Regions from separate parts of the Mus musculus genome. Here region 2 is linked to region 1. Evidence: chromatin loops called from intact Hi-C (ENCODE). Cell type or tissue: heart. All regions are shown on one strand.

What was found. Hi-C counts contacts between places; a loop is a spot of excess contacts. Peaks named below come from ENCODE experiments on the same cell type or tissue, not always from the same donor. Only the 100,000 strongest peaks of a DNase experiment are listed, where the experiment ranks them.
Region 2: a loop joins it to region 1, with 4 times the contacts of the local background. A loop is called at or near these places in 23 of 42 quality-filtered maps.

The regions. Positions count from the first base shown.
Region 1 is chr16:86,299,415-86,307,414 of GRCm38, reverse strand. No RefSeq gene overlaps it. Among named protein-coding and RNA genes, the nearest start is that of Gm32357, 68 kb to the right of the region's middle. In heart, a CTCF peak has its summit at 4,729 (motif pointing right); no DNase peak of the experiment used is centred here.
Region 2 is chr16:85,816,427-85,824,426 of GRCm38, reverse strand. 4930556C24Rik (RIKEN cDNA 4930556C24 gene) reads right to left here and starts at 5,216. Exons shown (of 4, transcript NR_040506.1): 1 at 5,120-5,216. In heart, a CTCF peak has its summit at 4,150 (motif pointing left); no DNase peak of the experiment used is centred here; H3K27ac peaks cover 284 bases.

The DNA.
Region 1 (8,000 bases):
TGGTTTTATGTGAAGTTCCTTGATCCTCTTAGATTTGACCTTAGTACAAGGAGATAAGTATGGATCAATTCGCATTCTTCTACATGATAACAACCAGTTGTGCCAGCACCAATTGTTGAAAAGGCTGTCTTTCTTCCACTGGATGGTTTTAGCTCCCTTGTCGAAGATCAAGTGACCATAGGTGTGTGGGTTCATTTCTGGGTCTTCAATTCTATTCCATTGGTCTACTTGTCTGTCTCTATACCAGTATCATGCAGTTTTTATCACAATTGCTCTGTAGTAAAGCTTTAGGTCAGGCATGGTGATTCCACCAGAGGTTCTTTTATCCTTGAGAAGAGTTTTTGCTATCCTAGGTTTTTTGTTATTCCAGATGAATTTGCAAATTGCTCCTTCTAATTCGTTGAAGAATTGAGTTGGGATTTTGATGGGGATTGCATTGAATCTGTAGATTGCTTTTGGCAAGATAGCCATTTTTACAATGTTGATCCTGCCAATCCATGAGCATGGGAGATCTTTCCATCTTCTGAGATCTTCTTTAATTTCTTTCTTCAGAGACTTGAAGTTTTTATCATACAGATCTTTCACTTCCTTAGTTAGAGTCACGCCAAGATATTTTATATTATTTGTAACTATTGAGAAGGGTGTTGTTTCCATAATTTCTTTCTCAGCCTGTTTATTCGTTGTGTAGAGAAAGGCCATTGTTCTCCTCCTCTTATTGTGAAAACTCTGGTATTGTTTTACCATTTCTAAAATTAGGTAGAACCTAGGAACTTCTCAGAGGATAACTATTTTGAGATAAGGGGTAGAAGGGTGTATACCTTTTCATGGCCTCAGCCACAGACATTTCTGCATTATAAAGTGATCCTTACTCTCTCAATAATGTTGAATATTCTCACTCTATCCTTCTTGACCTAATTACGGTCTGATGATCTGACAGCTCAGCTAACTTGTTTTTAATCATCATATACCTAAAATACAGAACTGTAAAGCCCAATTAATATTACTATTTATGTGCTTCACATGAAAAGCTGAAAGTACTTTTTAAAAAATTACAGCATATTTTCATATTTTCTTCATACGCTACACCGTGATCCTATTTTCCCACCTTCAGCTTCTTTCAGATCCTCTTCACCTCCCCACTCACACAGCTTTACATTCTTCCTCTCTCCATCCTTGTCTCTCAAAAATCAAAACGAATAAAACCAATAAGACAAATAATAACAGACCAAAACAATTCAATACAAAGAAAAAAGTCCAAAGAGAAACCGAGAGGCCATCTTGAGTTGGTCAGTCACTCCTGGGCTTTGTGTATGGTTCCTGTACCCAGTGACAGTTCATTGAAAAACTAATTTCCCTTTACCCAGCAGGGATTAGTTGCAAATGAAAGAGTTAAATTCTTAATCAGAAATGACATATAGGTCTAGAGGTTTTAGCTTTAAATCAACACATACTGTTCCTTCACTTCTGAACATCAAAAACACTATCCTGTATTTGTCATTATCCACAGGTAACATCCATTAACATTTAACTATTAGATCAAACGTTTCTTTACTAAGAAGGCATTCTCTAACTCTTTAAGATGTCTCAGTCTTTGCAGTTATGTAATTTGTATCTTCACAGGACTACTATGAGGGCAGTTCCACAGTTTAATTGATCTAGTTATAGTTATGTAAATAGATTCTATCTAGTCAAGGCTGATTTTTGATGTTTAGTATTCTTTGCAACAACTATAACTTGACTGGCACAAATGAAACATTTAATAAAATGAACAGAGTAGCAATGTGTGAAGAATGTGCCATATAAGTTAGGTAATGTATAGTTTAATATCAAATACTAATTGATTATGATGACTTTGTTTTTAAACACTGTGGCACAGATACATGATTTTATCTTCCTTCAATTATACTTGAATATTAGGCTGATCTGATATATAACAGAAACCTCATTCCAAAGATTATCAATAAATATAACATTAAAAGTCCAGCACCCTCCAAATAAAGTTGCTTTGTTTCTAGTCACAAAAGAAAAAAAGACAAAATTCAAAAAAAATTCTTTTTGATGTCTAAAAAAGTATTCTAAATGTTTTCTGTTGATAATAGTGTAAAAATGTTTCTCTCTTTTATGAATAGTTTAACTATGTTTAGAGAAGTACACAACAGCATCATTAAACTTTTTTTCTAATATAATCTCATTTTTTTTATTTTTTATTATTGGGTATTTATTTCATTTACATTTCCAATGCTATCCCAAAAGTCCCCCACACCCCCCCCCCCACTGCCCCATCCACCCACTACCACCTCTTGGCCCTGGCGTTCCCCTGTACTGAGGCATATAAAGTTTGCACGACCAATGGGCCTCTCTTTCCACTGATGGCCGACCAGGCCATCTTCTGATACATATGCAACTAGAGACACGAGCTCCAAGGAGGGGGGTAGGGGGGTGGTGGTGGTACTGGTTAGTTCATATTGTTGTTCCACCTATAGGGTTGCAGATCCGCCCAGCTCCCTGGGTATTTCCTCCTTATACCCATATCTTTTACACAACTGATTTAAGAGGATTTCTATGTCCATGATGCAGAAAATAACACTGCCCAAAGCTAGACCCCTGGAAATCAGTAGATAATTGTAGTTGAGCCATGAAAGAAAGAGAACTGTAATTTCACAGATTTCAAAGAATGAATAGTCTTAGTTTGTGAATTTGTTTTCTTCTGGGGCAGATTATGTTTACTTTGTTTATTTTTATTGTTTTTTTTTTTTAATTAAAGTTTAAGAATATGTCATTTCCAGTGCCAGGCTTGGTGGCACACGCCTTTAATCCCAGCACTCGGGAGGCAGAGGCAGGCAGATTTCTGAGTTTGAGGCCAGCCTAGTCTACAAAGTGAGCTCCAGGACAGCGAGGGCTGCACAGAGAAACCACATCTCAAAAAACAAAAACAAAAACAAACAAACAAACAAAAAAAGATGTCATTTCCTCCCATATTGTCTCCTTACTCAGTCTCCAATAATTAATTCTATATCCTCCCAACTTAACGATAAAAATTAAACATAGTATCCTAGCATCCAAACATTACTTGCATGCCATAAATTTCTACCATTTGTCTAGACAGGTTGAAATTAAAGGCAGTTGAGGGCCACCTGTCTTGAATGCTGAACATCCAACTCAAGTCCTCAGCAAGAACAGTCTGCAGTCTCTCCAGTCTGGCTACAAATTAGATTCCTTCCTTCCCACCAAATGATACATGCTCACATCTTCTTTGTTCCACTTCCTGCTCTTTTTCATGGTAGAGCAGAAGATGTGAATGAACAGCAACTGCGACATAGCCTGAATTCCTTGGTCTTGAGACTTTGTTAAATTCCTTCATGCTTGTGACCTCAATCTGACTCAGATTCTTAGGACACAGAGAGAATGCAGTATGTGCAGTATCTTGCTAAAATGACTCCTCATCTGTGGACTGGAAAACACAGTCCCTTGTGACCCTTTGAAAACCCAGGAGTACAGGACACCAGAACACTGCCATCAGTAACAACTAAGCCGTGCTCATCAGAGATCATAGAGACTGAAGCAGCAGCCACCCACGGATCCTGCATGGGTCTGCGCCATATCCTCTGCATACATGCTGTAGTTATTTACCTTGAGTTTTGTTGGACTCCTAGCAATGGCAGTGGGCAGTGCCATTGACTCTTTTGCCACACCGTAGGACTTCATCTAGCCTTGAAGGAGGGCATATCCCTAGTATTATTGAATCTTATTGTACCAAGTTTGATACCACAGGGAGGCCTGTTCTTCTCTGAAGGGAAATGGAGGAACACTGGGTCTGGGGGAGAGGAGAGGTGATATGGGATCTGAGAGGACGGGATGGAGAGGAGACTTAAATACCTACATATTGGATTAGACAGAATGAATAAATGAATGAATGCATGAATGAATGAATAGAGAAAGTAGGAATCAAGATATCACTTTCTATTTTTCTTTTGGCATTTTGCTCTCCTGTACTCTAACATCCAAACTTATTGTTCCCAATTACCTGAATTAATTACTTTCCTTACTATTGTGACAAAATATTCATCAAAATAAACTTAAAGAAATAAGGATATCGTCCATCATAGTGGGATCATATGCGGGTAGGCTATGAGGCAACTCATTATATTGCATTGCATTAACCAGGCAACAGATACCTACAGATACAACAGTACTAAACCTCGTTATTTAACAGAATTATTCTCCAGTAACCAGAAACATATCCAGGTAACCTACATTGTGAGGTTCTTAAAGTATAGAAAGTAGATAGGTATTCAGGAAATGGCCTCTCTGGCTTTTGTAGATGGCATAGTAATGTTAAAGAATCCTAGGAAGCAGACAGAGAGGGCCCATTCAACAGGAACCCACATGTGAAACAGACATGGGAAAATTAGTCCACTGCGTTGGCCGAATGGAATGTAGCAGATAGTTAACATATAACTACACTCTCCACTTTGTGCCAAGGAAACAGTTCTGAGATGTACAAGACCTTCTGAAGGTAATGTGGGTTTGAGTAGCCTAGGATGGTTTTAGAGATTCTGATAGGATTAAACATCAAACCGAATACAAAAAACTTAAAAGTGCTGTGCCAAGATAGATAATATGATGTGAGGAGCTGAATTACTCCCCCTTATATTCTATAAATTGAAGCTATAATACTCATTGCAGAGGTTAATCCTAAAGGATTAGTGTCATTATAATAAAAGACACTAGAGGGCTCTGCTTCCATCCCCATGAGAAGACATACTGAGAACACCACCAGAAAAACAGGAGTTGAGTTGAATGCCATTTAACTTGGACTTCTGGACTGCACATATTTGGGCCAGTGCATTCATGTTATCTAAGACCCTGGTCCTTTGTATCTTATTGTGAACATCTGAGCTTGTGTAGACAGAGTGAATGATATCTGGTGAGAGAGAGAGAGAGAGAGAGAGAGAGAGAGAGAGAGAGAGAGAGAGAGAGAGAGAACATGAATATAATTCATCAGTTAAATGAGCCACCTCAAGGGAAGAAATGTAATTCTATCCAGAGGAGCATCATCATTTGGAAATAATGGAATGGAGGAGGCTGTAGGGAAGGATGGAAGGAAGGTAGGCTGTAGAACTTAATCGAGGCTGTAGAATTTTATAAGTCTCCAATAAAGCTATGGTATGCGTGGTCTTCAAGTAAAGGGAAGGACTGAGCCTCCAGCAACAACAGCTTAAACACTTAGCACTCCCACCTCAGGAACAGGGTGGAGATGGCTGGGAGGGATGGACACCAAGCCAAAGAAAACTATTCTTTTGCCTCAAGACTCTAGTATTTACTATTAATATTGGAACGAGCAAAGTTTGACTGCATTTTGTATGTGATAATGTATGAAAATGAGTCTATGAGTAATGCAATGGAATGGACAGAGTCTCATGTCTGAAAAAAAATTGTAGATGGTAGCTCTTTATCCAAAGCTTTATTTAAAGGAAGTATGAATTAGGGTTCAAAGACATCATGTGCTTAGAGCTTTGATCTTATAAGGCCGATGTTCCTAAAAGAAGAAAACCTGGTTACTCTCTGTGAGCTTGTGAGAACAAACAGAATGCAGTTATCTGTAATTCAGGAAAAAGGACTCACTTGAAGAGGACTCATATCCTCTATTTTGGAATTACTGTAAGCAAATACATTTAAGAAACCTTATTTATAGTATTTCTTATGGAGGCTCCAGTGATCTAACAAATGAGACTAAATAGTCTCATTTTAAAAATGCTTTGAACTAACTGTCTCTTACTAAATTACTCTAATCCCAATTGTATAAAAATAATTTTGTTAAGATTAGAGATATTATGTCAGGTCATATTTGCACAACCAATTTTTTGAGCGAAGAATTTCAATATGATATAGGAGTTCTGCAGATCAGCTGTGATTATTCACAGAAATTCAAGGGAAACAACTAGTCCTAAGCAATGAAATTGTCCACATCACTTTCTTATAAAATGAAATTCTTGATTTTCACACTCCCTGGACATTATCTTTCCACCTGGACAGATAATGCCATTACAGCCTGGGTAATGGTGTGATTCCATACTGAAATCTCTAGAGTACAACTTACAGTAGAAGTCACTGATAAGCATGTTATAAAGTAGGTTTGCAGTCTTCATCAGCACATTTCTTTTCTTAAATACTTTACACAATTAAGAAAGTAATACCTTCCTGAAATCCCGGAGTTGTCCAGAGCACTTACTGTGTAGGTAGCCAATGATTTTCCAAAAGCATGTTTTAAATTTTTTATGGTTATTATTAGAAAAGTAAATCTTACATTGCTCAGAAAAAAAAAACCAAATTACTTCACAATTAACAACCCAATATTGCTGCTCACACACTTACACTAGTGAGTGTGAAAGGCAACACAGATAGGGACTATTTGGACTGCACCTCAACTTTTCTCCACCAACTGTCATGGATTATATTTGGTGTGTGTGTGTGTGTGTGTGTGTGTGTGTGTGTGTGTGTGTGTGTATTGTGTATGTGCACGCTCACACATGTATTTACAAGCTTACTATTAATAACTATATAACTGTATAATTGTTGCATTGGGCATTAATCTTTTGTGGTATTTCCTTTGTGGATTTCCCCTCTTTCATACTTCTTTGATTAAAATATGTGAAGAAAATAAAAGCATAAATAATATTCAAGTTTCCTACATTGTAACAAAATCCTTCTTTCTTGATATTTTGTGCCTCAATTCTATAAAAGGAAAGCTACTAACACTGTTCAAATGAAGCAACATTGTATCTCTAGTATTATACTATCTTACAAAAGGGTAGTAATTTTAACATAATTTACTAGTAATACAAATTACAATGTCTAAAATTAAGTTTAAAAATGGAAGCACTGAAAATTTTAATTTGCTTCTGATTCTCACTCCTCTTTCAAGGATCATTCATTTAAAAAGCATATAAAACTAAGACTTTTCTTTCCATAATAATACAGTAAGCCATGTTCTACATTTAATAAATATTTTGCTGGTAGCTGGGTGGTGCCGAGCACACAAAAGAGTCCTGTTGAACTCCGTGGAGTTGAGTCAGGTCTTCTAGAAGCATTGTATTTGTATCACTTCTTTTGTCCTTGTGAGACAGATACTGATCAGCAACATTCACCCCACCAGTGCTGACTTATCTGCCAAGGACATGCCAAGCTGAGCACGAAATCATTTCCATTTAATTAGCTAATATTTTGGTTGTTTTTTTTTTTTGTTTTGTTTTTGTTTTTTGTTTTTTTGTTTGTTTGTTTTTTTTTTCTTTTTGGTTCTTTTGAGACAGGGTTTCTCTGTGTAGCCCTGGCTGTCCTGGAACTCACTTTGTAGATCAGGCTGGCCTCGAACTCAGAAATCCGCCTGCGTCTGCCTCCCGAGTGCTGGGATTAAAGGCGTGCACCACCAAGCCCAGCCTAATATTTTGAACTAAAGACATTAATATATCATCACTTCACACTCAATTCTAAAACCAAGAGCTTAGTGAGGGAGTCATGTTTTAGATTTCTAGCAATACTTGTTTTAGAGTAACTATTTCTCTCATTGTCAGTCACACACAGCTCATATAACTTTCATTTCCCCAATTACCAACAGAGAAATCAGAGTGCCAAGTCCATTTTGAGATTTTTTTGTCTTTTATTATTTATTGGAAGGTTAAGTGCAGGCCCTTAAGACTTGGAGTCTGCACATAGGCCCTGTGACCCTATACCCAAGTTAATTTTGATTGGTAAATAAAGATGCAAACAACCAACAGCTAGGCAGAAGAGCTATAGGTGGGATGGAATTTTTGTGACCAGAGATTGTAAAAAATTACTAGGGGTTATCAATAGGAAAGTAGATTCCAACAACATAAAGGATAGGCAGCTGCCAAGCTGTTGTGCTGCTTAAGGTATATTGTAAGTAAAATGTCTGTGAATTTGTTTTTCTTCCAGGAACTCAATAACCAAATATGGGGTAGAAGCCATACATATGCACTCAC
Region 2 (8,000 bases), 480 kb after region 1:
TTAAATGATTTATATAATTATATAATTAATATAAGTGTAATTGATAATTATATAATATATTATATAATAAAAGATAAAATCCTATAAAAATCTACTACCATAGAAGCTTCCTAAGCTATATACGTATATGAAAGTAATTTAAACGGACTTTTTCTATAACGGAGAAAACAATGACCAGACTAGTTATCTTATGCTAATGAATAGAAATTCCAATACCAGGAATGGGTTACATCCTGTTGATTCATTGGCCAAATGAGCCCCTACAATCGCCACTTGTCTGTAGGATATACTGGTGTAATAGTGGCACAAATGTTATGTGAGTGACCAACACTTTGTTAGTGGACTTAAGGCCCACTTCATGAGATGCAACTTATACCGGACACTGCCAAAATGGCCAAGAACCTGAAACTAGATAGATCACAGAACCTAGGGGTGATCTATCTCAACCCTAACTAAGAAGCTATTTGCAACTGATGCAGGCTCTGAAAGGGAAAATCAGTATTCTTCAATAGAGTTGCACTGAGTCATTCCAGGGCAGCCACACTCCAGGGGAAGCCCCAAGATCAGGAGTAGCTGGTTCACATAAAATGGATCTATGGGTTTTTGTGATTTTTTGGTTGGTTCAGCATTTTTCTTCTTATTTCCTTTATTTGTTTCTTTTCGAGGGGTAGAGAATATGAAGTTGGGTAAAAGGAAGATGGGGAATATTCGGGGAGAGCTGGGCAAAAAGAAAGCAGGAAAGCATATGATCAAAATATATGAGGAAAAAATGAAATCCAATAAATACAAAATGTCAACAAGAAAGATAGAAGTGATGGTGAATGCTTATGATCCCTGCTGTGGGATAGTGTAGAGGAGGAAACAGGTAGATTTCTGGGACTCACTGACTGGCCCGCCTCACCTAATTGGCAAGCTTATGGCTAGTGAAAGAGCTTGTCTCAAAAAAGGAAGGAAGGAAGGAAGGAAGGAAGGAAGGAAGGAAGGAAGGAAGGAAGAAAGAAAGAAAGAAAGAAAGAAAGAAAGAAAGAAAGAAAGAAAGAAAGAAAGAAAGAAAGAGAGGGGGTGAGGGAGGGAGGGAGGGAGGAAGGAAGGAAATAAGAGAAAAAGAAAAAGAAAGGTGAATAGAACCTGAGATTGACCTGTGACCTACTATCTCTATTAATCTTGAATGTAGAGATTGTTGGCAAATGTGGTACATCACATGAAACCACCCATACACGAATAAAAAGCATGCAAATGTACACACACCTACACATACACACACACTGAATATATGTTAAAACATTCTAATTACAAACACACCAGAAATATCCGTATTGATTAGACATTATAGAGTTTCAAGATTCTCTAGGACCATTGACCTTGAGTTGCGTAAAGAATTAATGCTGATGAGCAAACAAGTCTCAGGTTCCTATAAACTTTCTATTGACTCAACCTCTGATCTCCACTAGAAACACTACAAAGCTACAGATGCTCTTACGGCTGTGGAATTTTTTTTGTGCTATAACACTTAATATGACAATTCCTGAGCTAGTCCAACAGAAATAATTTAAGGAAAGGGGTGAAGTAAAGCAGACCAAGGATGTCTGAAATGATATACTGCATTTGCTGACAATCTCGGCATCCATGACTGCTAGAAATGATAGAAATGCTGAGCAAGCAACCACAGAACGGCCAGGCTTTTGCAACTAGGATAGAGTCAAAGGGAGGGTATGTCACAGCATGGAAACGTGGTCTCATTAACACTTGTAACAAAAAACAGCAACAATCATGTGTGGGAGAAGACAGACATTTGATATCATCCTTTCTGAACTTATCTTCAGCGGTTAGCAGAGGCAGATGATGTCGGGTCCTCTTGCCCAGATGGTCTTTGCAAACTTATCTATGACATGAACCTTCCCAGTGACTTCAGCTGTGTATGACTAAGTGCAGTAGTGAGGGCAGCTGAGAGTCTGGCATCAAAGGAGTCTTCCACACAGAGAAGAAATGACAGGGAAGAAAAGCAAGCCTCCTCCTGCTTACAAATGCTGCTTTTGTGAAGTTACAATATAGTTACAACATCTTTTTCCTTTCCTTTATCCCCTCTAAGTAGTCTCTCTAACAACGACCTACTAGCACACTCTGAAACAGTCTTGTGTATACTCCCACAATAGAACATGAAGTACAGGAGAAGTCCATCTTCCAGGATGTTTGTCAAAAGACATCAAGTCCTTACTAGGCATGAAATACATCTTCATCTTAATTTTCAACTTTCTGTCTTACAGAAATAGATTTCTCTTATATATAAAATAATCCATTAATGGTATGTTTATTATAGTTGCTTGAAGAAACTAAGAAAACCGGACCATGACAATTACCCACTTTTCATTGCTTTCTGGATGCTAGCAATAATTTTACTTTGTTACATCAGATTTGATCTAGGACATCTTTATTAGTTCGTGTATGTCATCAGTAAATGGTAACTCATTGAAAAGAAGCTTCTAATGAGACTTCCCAATGTTCTGAAAGGAGAAATGTAAGTTGAACCATGGACCATAATTTTTATTTCCTTATGTGATTTTTAGCTATGGGCAGTGAGTGAGTGAGTGTGTGTGTGTGTGTGTGTGTGTGTGTGTGTGTGTGTGTCTTTATAGTGATGTAGTGATGCTAAGAAATTCAGGAAGAACTCTGTCTCTTGCTATGCATTATGTGACCCACCTGCGATGGGGAAGATTATGTAATGTCACTTCTCATAAGAAATATGAATGTTCCATGAATGGTTCCCATTTTTCTTTCTTTCTTCCCATGCCATGGTCACTGGGGATAGCATAGCAAAACTATATAGCTTCTAAAATTCATTTGCTGAGTGTGTTTGCTGGTTTCCTTAAAACTAGGATAATGTTTATGTCTCTATTTTTTTTTGTATTTAAGTTATTTGTAGCTACTAATCACATTCTGAAATATATACATTTTTGTGTATTTGCTTATTGACTCCTCCCATTTGAATGAAAAAAGTAGAACCAAGTGAAGAGGGAAAGAAAGAAAGAAGTCGCATGTGTAATCATGTATATGCATGTGTAATGCACATATTCTTTCTATACTTACTTACTTTATTTATATCCTGACCACAGCTTCCCCTCCTTCCTCTCCTCCCAGTACTTTCCCCCCTGTTCTGGCTGGTTTTGTGTATCAACTTGACACAAGCTGGAGTTATCACAAAGAAAGGAGCCTCCCTTGAGGAAATGCCTCCATGAGATCCAGCTGTAAGGCATTTTCTCAATTAGTGATCAAGGGTGGGAGGGCCCATTGTGGGTGGTGACGTCCCTGGGCTGGTCATCTTGGCTTCTATAAGAAAGCAAGCCAGTAAGTAACATCCCACCATGGCCTCTGCATCAGCTCCTGCTTCCTGACCTGTTTGAGTTCCAGTCCTGACTTCCCTTGGTGATGAACAGCAGTATGGAAGTGTAAGCCGAATAAACCCTTTCCTCCCCAACTTGCTTCTTGGTCGTGATGTTTGTGCAAGAATAGAAACCCTGATTAAGTCACCCTCTATCTCTCCTCCCCCATCTACTCACCCTCCCTTTTTTCTTCAGAAAAGGGGAGACCTCCCAAGGATATCAACCAGCCATGACACATTCTTAATGTACCTATACGATGGCAAGTTTAATTACACAGAAGTTATAATTTCATACATATACATATATACAGTTAATACATAAAATTGATCTAACATAGTATAAATATGTATGTGTCCAATGAGACATTTTTATTAGCATTTCCTATAATCCTGAGACATAAAGTGGTATGCGTTTGCATTCAGATAATAGTATCTGTTTTATCAAAATCCAAGATAAAAATTTTGTTAGTACTATTTGGTAATGGGTGAGGTTTCTGATGAATCTTTTAAATTATGTACATGTACTAGTCATGTAAGCTAGAAGTTGTCACACTAACTATACACAAATTAATTTCCAAGGCTTTGTGTTGAGTTGAAATAGAAGCTAGGGTCTAGGACAGCTGCTGTTTAATGTTTAAAAGTTTGCTGAGAAGACAAATTAAAGTTTTTGAAATTAGGAAGTAAAAAAGGCCAGCAACTGATCCGAATGCTTTTCTCCCTCACTAAACTTTCCTAAGAGTCACATAATAACTGTTTTTTAGTGCCACCTTTTGGGTGGTCTTGTTATTACATAACAGCGAAATTGAGAACTGGAAATCTGGTCTCTGTATGTATGTGCATGCTTGAGAGAGTATTTCATGTGGTTGTTGATGTTGTTGTTGTTGCTGATGCTGTTGTTGTTGTTATTTATTCACTTTACAAGCCACTCACTGTTCCCCTCGTGGTCACCTGCTCCCATAATCCACACCCCCATCTCCTTCTCCACTGAGGAGGTGGGGGTCTCCCTAGGTATGCCCCCATACTAAGTCTCCATGAGGCTAGACATATCCTCTCCTACTGAGGCCAGACAAGGCAGCACAACTAGAAGAACATAACCCTCGTACAGACAACAGCTTTTGGGACAGTTAATTAGGACCCACATGCTACATATGTGCAGGAGGCCTACGTCTACCTCTTGCAATTTCTTTGGTTGGTGGTTCAGTCTCTGAGAGCCTCAAGGATCCAGGTAAGTTGACTCTGTTGGTCTTCCTGTGGAATTCCTACCCCCTTAGAGGCTTAAATCCTGCTTCTGTTTCTTCCACAAGAGTCCCCAAGCTCCATCCACTGTTTGGCCGTGGATATCTGCATCTGTCTGAATTAGCTAAGTACATTCTTCACATTAACTGTATAATTTTTTTTGTACCTGTATGGACTCTGTTCACTTCCATTCTCCAGTAGCATGGAGTGAAATCTCCTTACATGTGTTTTTGAGTCATGTGATTCATCATCTGTCTATCCCATTTCCTTGTCCAGCAACAGCAACCCAGGCATTCATACTCATCTAAACAAGTTTTCAAACTATTTCATCTCCTTTTTGTTTAGTTAATTTCAAGGTCAGGGAGCAACTATGGCTGTGTAGAGGACAAGTGTCACTGTTTTGACCGTGAGAAAAATTTGAAAAGCTTCCTAACCCTTCAGGTTTGTCAATGGAGAAATAAAACCTGAGATAAGTCTTAAAATTCTAATTCTGGAAATTGTGCTCACCTATGCCAGAGAAGGTGCATCTGGCTAACATTCATGGTGAGCTATGCTAGAGAAGTAATTGTAACTGACATCCCTGTTGACCTATGCCAGAGGAACTGCCTGTAACTGACATCCCTGTTGACCTATGCCAGAGGAACTGCCTGTAACTGACATCCCTGCTGACCTATGCCAGAGGAACTGCCTGTAACTGACATTCCTCTTCACCTATGCCAGAGGAGGTGCCTGTCACCTACACTTTAATATAAAATGAGCTGATGCAGGTGAGGTGAGATACCTGCTTCCCAAATTTTATAGCACAGTAACAGAACTGTCCGTCACATCTACTATATCAAAATTGACAAGGATGACGGTCTGACCACAAACTAAGATTTCTCTGCTTAAGGTTATATAACTCGGAACAATGATTGACTGGGGTGTGACACTTGTCATAGTGTATCAATCACTCATTAGAATCTAGGTGGCATATTACTCACTCATCTTAGTTCTCAAGGTTCTGTTCCCATCACTAAAAATAAGAAACCAAGAAGCAAAATATAAATCAAAGAAAGAAAAGTGAAATAATTTTATTTAAGTCAATAAACACAGCATCTATTTATAATTTTTGAGTCTCCCTTTTGTAGTAAAACTCCAAACATCATGGAAGTAATCACGTTCTGATTGGATTTAAGTCCTGTTGCACAAGATGAAACCCATACATAGATAGCACCATTACCCAATGAAGAGTCTGTGGCTAGACCAGACACAGGCCCTATAGGAGAGCCTACCCATTATTCTAAATGGGTGTTGTATTGCACTCCCAGTGACTTATTATCCATCATTCAACCCACATGAGAGAAGCCACAGGAGAACCTACTACCATTCTTCTAAATCACCAGTGACGAGACTCCCGGTGACTTATCATCTATCACTCAACCCACAACAGAGAAGCATTGTTTGCAGTATACGATGATCAACACAGAAATCTACAATGTGCCTAAGTTCAGAGAACAAAAATACTATGGAGTTCTCAGTACTAAATGAAACATCTGTCCCCGATCCTCTTCTCTCAAGGCTCAAGGATAACTGTGGAAGGAGGGATGGAAATAGTGTAGGTAACTAGAGATGATGGGTGACTATGAGGAATTGGTGTTTTCTGAACACAGCATATGAACTCACCGCAGTTTTGATGGCATGTGCAAGACCTGTGCAAGTTCAAGCTAGACCAAACCCCAACATGGAAAGAAGAGATGGACATCAAGCCCCAGCCTTTACCAAGAAGGTATTTGCAATTGTTAGCTGCTAGAAGATAGGAAGCCATTTCTCTCTAAGAGTATAACCCCTGATAAGCCTACCAGAGTTCAGTGGAAGGCTACATGGCCAAAAATTTATGCACAACACAAACCAGACTTTGTGGCTTAAAAAAAAAATGAATAAAAAGAGTGCAATAGAGGCATGTGTCCCTGGTGGGAACTAACAGTCTAATGGGACTGCAGGCCCATTCAACAAGATGGAAACTGTGCCTAGTACTGGAAACTTAGCCAGTTATCCAGGGCTCCTGAGGTTATAGCTCTTGGAGGAAAACCTGCCTCTACCACTTTACTGTTCCAGCATGTTCTCTAACTACATTCTCAAGATGTGTCTTTATACTCACAGATAAGTGTAGCTGTCACCTCTCTATGAGAAAGCTTCCCTTTGTTAAAGACAAAGACTACTACAGAAAACCAAAGCCAATCAAAATGCATAGTTGTAGACCCCAGGAAAACTGACACATTTATACTACAACTACTGCTAGGGATCAGAGCAGAAGAGAGTGCAGAAAGATTGCAACAGCAAGAAGAAAATGGCATTTGCTGTAACATTGTGTCTCCTTGGAAGGTCAGAAGCTACACCATAAGTTTCACCAACATGGCCACCTAAACACGACCTGAACAAGGACATTTTCATCCTCTTGCTCACACAATAAATATACAGACATCAAAATGGGAAAGCCCAGGCTGGAGAGATGGCTCAGCATTTAAGAGCACTGACTGCTCTTCCAAAGGTCTTGAGTTCAAATCCCAGCAACCACATGGTGGCTCACAACCATCTGTAATGAGATCTGATGCCCTCTTCTGGGGTATCTCAAGACAGCTACAGTGTACTTACATATAATAAATAAATCTTTAAAAGAAAAAAATGGGAAAGCTCACACAGCTGCAAGCCTAGATACAGAACTACAAGCAATTAAGGAATGTTTGAGAATGGAAAAAGTAGCCTTACTCAAGAAAAAGCATATATTAATTGGATTCAGTACCAAATGATCAGCCATGAAACCCTATATACACAAGTACCATTATATAGACTAAGCAGTTTATATTGTGTATGAAGAAACACACACACATATACATACGCATGTGTGTTACACTTAGAATATAAATAAGCATTTGTGTTACACTTATATATATGTATATACACATACACACATATATTTGTGTGTGTGTGCATGTATGTATATATATATATATATATATATATGTATATATATATATATATATATATATCAACAATTAAAGAAAGGAAGACCCTGAATTTTAAAGTGAGCAGTGTGGGAGGGAAAACATAGAGGGAGATGGGAGAAAGAAAGGGGAAGAGAGAAAATGATGTAATTATACGATAATTCTAAAAATCATTCTTGTGAAAAAACAGAAGGACTCAGAATCAATCGATTGAATATGGAGGCAGGAGATAAGATTACTATAGTTTATGGTACCTTAGAGAGCTCAGCATGGTGACCAAAGAGCCATTCACTTAGGACACTCAGGAGTAGTCAACGTTGCTTCATTATGATCAGATTTAGAAATAAAGAGTAAGGCAAATCAGAGAAAAGCAGGAAACTGATGAAATGTGGTTGAATCTGAGCAGG